Regions from separate parts of the Homo sapiens genome. Here region 2 is linked to region 1. Evidence: chromatin loops called from intact Hi-C (ENCODE). Cell type or tissue: endothelial cell of umbilical vein. All regions are shown on one strand.

Evidence for each region. A loop is a pair of places that touch in the nucleus more often than their neighbours do. Peaks named below come from ENCODE experiments on the same cell type or tissue, not always from the same donor. Only the 100,000 strongest peaks of a DNase experiment are listed, where the experiment ranks them.
Region 2: it touches region 1 in a loop (1.9-fold over the local background); 3 of 110 quality-filtered maps call a loop at or near these places.

The regions. Positions count from the first base shown.
Region 1 is chr1:200,038,508-200,041,007 of GRCh38, reverse strand. NR5A2 (nuclear receptor subfamily 5 group A member 2) reads right to left here. Exons shown (of 8, transcript NM_205860.3): 2 at 1,213-1,350. Among named protein-coding and RNA genes, the nearest start is that of NR5A2, 12 kb to the right of the region's middle. RefSeq lists an enhancer at 1-595. In endothelial cell of umbilical vein, no CTCF peak of the experiment used is centred here; DNase peaks (open chromatin) are centred at 307, 967, 1,327, 1,887 and 1 weaker place; H3K4me3 peaks cover 2,330 bases; H3K27ac peaks cover 353 bases.
Region 2 is chr1:200,241,682-200,244,181 of GRCh38, reverse strand. It overlaps LOC124904479 (a long non-coding RNA gene), which reads left to right. Exons shown (of 2, transcript XR_007066782.1): 1 at 1-798; 2 at 912-2,500. Among named protein-coding and RNA genes, the nearest start is that of LINC00862, 130 kb to the left of the region's middle. In endothelial cell of umbilical vein, no CTCF peak of the experiment used is centred here; a DNase peak (open chromatin) is centred at 1,441; H3K27ac peaks cover 800 bases.

The DNA.
Region 1 (2,500 bases):
GTTCCCATAGCAGCCAGACCCACAGGTCAGCCTCCGGGGCTTCAGCTCTAGGGGACTCTCACAGCCCTACCTAGAGGCTTGGGGAGACCCCAGGATGACCGATGGGGTAACGGATCACAACCCGCACGGCGCACGCCCTCCAGCTACGTATTTTCCCCTCCGCGGTAGGGCGACTACAGGTCCCCCGGCCTGAGCGCCCGGGCGCGCCGCCCACTCAGCACCGCAGAGTGCACCAGCCCTGAACTCTGCTCTCAACACCTCCCAGTCCTTTCAAGTTCGCGCAAGGGGATGGCAGGAAGCGTTCCGGGATCACAGGCCCGCCGGCCCGCACATCCTGCACCCTGGAAGGGGCGAGGATGGAAGAGCACCGGTGACTTTTCCTAGCATTGTTCCCTCCCTGGCCCAGAGCAAATGAGATAAACTTCTGAAGGGCTTAATACAAGCCATAGGGTTGCTATTTTGGAATGAGGAGAAAATGTAGCCAGCGGGATTTGTTTTTTTGTTGGCAATCAAGAGCTGGGAAAACGAATGGGACCTCCATATTTTCAGATCTCAGATTTTAAAAGGGGGCAATAAACGAACCGCTGTCCTCCCACCCCCAACTCACTCAGCACTACGCGTACAGGGGATGGGGTTGGGGTAACTTGTTCCCTTCAGTTCTGCCAGCAATGTTGAATTGTCCAAATCCGAGCTGGCTGCGGGTGTCCGCCTGGGCTTTTGGTGTGGTCACATGTATTCTAATAGCGCTAAGACAATCCTTTCGGAGGTCACCTCTTTCTGTAGTTGACTTTCCTAGACTGGGTCGCCTCCCTCCACACAAGAGTACTGGTTGAAGTACAGTACACACCAATTCCAATGACAGAGAACCTGTTCGGGTGTCCAGTGAGACATTCCATTTCTTAGAATGATCTTATTATTCTAAAGTACCTTTAGCCTGAAGCTGCCCTGCTTGGGTTGCCATAGAGCTGGAAGCCTCTCTTTCCTTAATTAGAAGCGGCCAATTAGACGTTGCTTGGAAAAACCTCTGCCCCGCATTGTTCAAGAGCCATAAACTTTTATGCCTGCACCTGGGGAGGGGGCTTGACTCCCGCGGCTGCGAGCGCCCAGCGGGGCTACTCCCGCGCCCGCGCGGGGCGGGAGGCTGAAGCCTGCAGGGCGAGCCCGGGGGTGGGGAAGCAGCGGGAGCCGGAGCGCCGCGCGGCGCCTCCTTACCTTGCATGTTTTCCGGCATCTGGCCCTGTTCCCCATGCGATCGAGCCAGTCCCAGGGCTTCCGTCTCCACTTTGGGCAGCATGACAAGGCGACCGCGGGCGGGGATGGGGGATCCGTGTCGGTCCGGAAGCCCAGCACCTGGACACGGGCAGCACAGATTCAACTCCGGCGAAAAGAAGGAAGGGGCGACCGGGATGCCTGCTAACCCAACCCTCTCGCCTCGCCGGAGCGTGCCTCCGCCTCCTCGGGGCTGCCGGGCAGGACCTCTGAGCCCTGTCCGGTCTCGCAGCTCCGGAGCCGCCCCCAAGCTGCGAGGAGGAGGTCAGGGTTAAAAAAGGAGGCGAGGAAGACAGCGTCCCGGCCCTCTGGTTCGGCTCCGCAAGGGCGCAGGCGGCGGCGGTGGCGAGGACGCAGCTGCCCGGGGCGCGGAGCCGTGAACCGCCGAGCTCCCGGCGGGCAGCGGAGGCGACCGCGGGGCTGCTATTGCCGCCCCGGCTGTGCCGCTGCCACTGCTCCCGGACGGCTCGGGCGACTCCTTCCCCTCCCTCCACCGCCCTCTGGCTCAGGATCGGCAGGGGTCTCTCTCCTCTTTCTCTCGCCTCCCTTCTCTCTCCCCTCCTCTCCGCCCCTTCCCCCTATCTCTCTCTGCCTCTCTCTTGCTCACTATCGCAAGTGTGGAGTTGTGAAGTTCCAACCTCCCTCTCCTGCCTGGTCCACTCCCCGCGCGGGACCGAGAACGGCCCTTCCCAGCCCCGAGGGTGACGGTGCTGGGAAGGACAGGGGGGAAGACGAGGGGGAGAAGGAGGTAAGTAGGGCCAGGGGTTGGGGGAAGGCTGGATTGAGGGGTGAAGACAGTGAATGCGGACGCGGGTTCCGGACTCAGGTCGGACACTAGCCGCCAGCCAATAAGGATGAGGCTCAGGCTCCAGTCCCCCGGCCTGCCCCAACCTCTTCACCCCGCCTCACCCCCTCCCACCCCACCCTGGCCCGGGGCGGGGGGATGTAAATGCAGCCGGGTCTTACAGCTAGTCAGAAGCGACCTCTGTCTGAGCGTGGCGGCGAAGGAGAAGCAGCCAGAGCGGCAATTTCCTCGATCTGAGGGGAAGCAAGAAGAAGGGATGGGGGCGCGGGTGGGCGTGTGCCCTTGCTAGTGTGTCGGATGAGGAGATGAAGGGAGTTAAACACCCACTTAAACCATTGAAAGGAGAAAATTTAGCTGACCGTTCTTACATGCAGAGTTGGTCTGCGGTCAAGGGTCCTCCAGCTTCAACTCCCCAGGGCACTGAGA
Region 2 (2,500 bases), 200 kb before region 1:
GAAAGGGTGACGATTGTGGTACTTGTTAGAACCAAATGTTATCTAAATCATGGTACCCAGAGTTATATCAATCATAGATTTCACCTATACATAAACTTTCTCCCCTTCATTTCGACTTTTCATTGAGATCTGGCAGGACACCAAACACAAGAGGTATCATTATGTTTCCAGCATGAACAAGAATCTGAGATCAAGTTGTTATGATACAGGTTGAGCATTCTGAATCAGAAAACCTGAAATTCAAAATCCTCCAAAATCCGAAACTTTTTGAGCACTGACCTGATGCTGCAACTAGGAAATTTCACACCTGACCTTATGTGACAGGTTGCAATCAAAACTTTGTTTTATGCACAAAAGTATTAAAAATATTGTATAAAATTACCTTCAGGCTATCTGTATAAAGTGTATGTGAAATATAAATGAATTTTGTGTTTAGACTTGGGTCCCATCCCCAAGATATCTCATTATGTATATGAAATATTCCAAAATCCAAAAGAATCCGAAATCCTACAACACCTCTTGTCCCAAATATTTCACATAAGGGATACTCAACTTGGACATCATCTAGTTTCTATGTTTTCTGTAGTGAGGTAAAATTGCATTTATTAAATCATTTTTAAATGATGTAGTAAAAAAAAAAAAAAAAGAAGTCAGAAATATAATTGTATCTCAAGCGATCCCAGCTCCATCATGCCTCATCTGTGTTTCACCAAGCAGCAGCAACAGCAGTGGGTTCGAAGAGCTCCAGAAGTGCAAATTTAGCATTTCGCAGATGTTCCAATAAAGCCAAACTGGCTGGTAAGTGAGTCAGGGCAGATTTTTAAGCCCTTTCTTTGCTCTGCAGGGCGCCAACTGTGCTTGTGTAATCTTTATACAAAGTAATGTTGATCTGTTTCGTTCTCTTTTTGCAGTGGCATTTTTCACTTGAATGATTCTGCTTCGTGCAACATCAGGATAAGCACGCGGAGGCTTCTTTGCATTAGAAAGTAAACATACGTATGCACAATTGCACACCACACAGTGGTTCGTGCGGGTGGAGGAGATTGTGCTTTTAAGGAATAATCTCTCCTCTTCAGAAAACTAACCGCTTTATATGTTTATCGGGCAGATTTTCTTTGGTGGTGTTTTAATGGCTTGTTTGTCAGACATGTTGCATATTAAACAAGCAAAGCCTGGCTTCTCTTAGGATCCAAGGTCCTCTTTATTCTCTCCTCCATATTGGAAATCATTCCTGTCAGCTCGTGCTCTCCAAGCTGCCTGGAAGAACTTTGGCATAGTTTTCCTAACCTTTCAAACAGTAAAAGCAAAACTCTCCTTTGATAAAAAAGCCGGAGGACTTTGGCATGTAGCCATAAAGGATGCAGGCGACTCGGCTGCGATCTGACAGAATAATCCACAAAACACTGAAAAGTTCTCGTTAAGGTCCCCAGAGTGGGCTGAGGCACTTTGCTTGTACTTAACATATATCAACTGTCACCCGGCGGCAGTCAGTGTTGAACTGAACACAATGGAACATCCAGATGGTCTAAACAAAGCGAACAAATGTTCACTGCTATTAAAAGCTGTTTACATCAACTTCCAGGATTTCATGTAGTGAAGTTTATATTGTGTCACTACTGAGGTGCTTAGCTCTGTCTGCATTGAAGAGCGGCCTTTTAAAAACTCCTGTTGCTTATATGCTCATGCTCTCAGCACCTAGTGGAAAGTGAAGTTGAATAGTAAGTTAGGAAATTGCATAATGTCAACTAGTCATGCAATTTCAGACATTTTAAGTGATTTGCCCCCATTCTGTTATATTGGTCATCTATTGCAGCCTCAGCTCCAGACCCAATAAACACAAAGCAGACCCTCTTCTCTGATGGGGGTGTGTCATGGATGGATGGATGGGTGGGTGACCGCTATCTGCTTCTGCAGACAGGGCCTCTGAGTCTCGTTGGCTCCTCACTGGGGATGTTTACGCAGTAATGGTTTTGTTTTCTTCCTCTAAGATGCTGCGATATCAGATCCTGTCTTATTGGGGATTAATATACATGAGCGATAAACCCACACTTTTTCTGTCTTCTTCCTTTGACCTCTTTATGGCATCTCTTTTACAAATTCCAGACACACTGCCTACATTGTTAAAGATTTGTTGTTGCCATTAATAACAATACTCATATAAAAGGTGTCCAGCTTATTTATGGTTAAAGAAGAATCTACAAAAACTGTCCCTCTTTATTAATCACTACCAATTCCTCTTGGCATAACATAGCTAAACGAATAAGTAAATACTAAAAGAATACTATTTATTAATTTGCTCTACAAATCATAGTATAACAAAATAGACCCTCATACATGCAAGCTCATTAATTAAAATAATTATTTTCTATATAAACATCATTTTAACTCAATTTTATGTTACATTTGTGTTAAATTTTACACACCCCCAAAATAATCGTATATCATTTGTTGTCATTTTTGTTGTTACCATACTTTTTTATTACCATGAAGACTTTTTAAA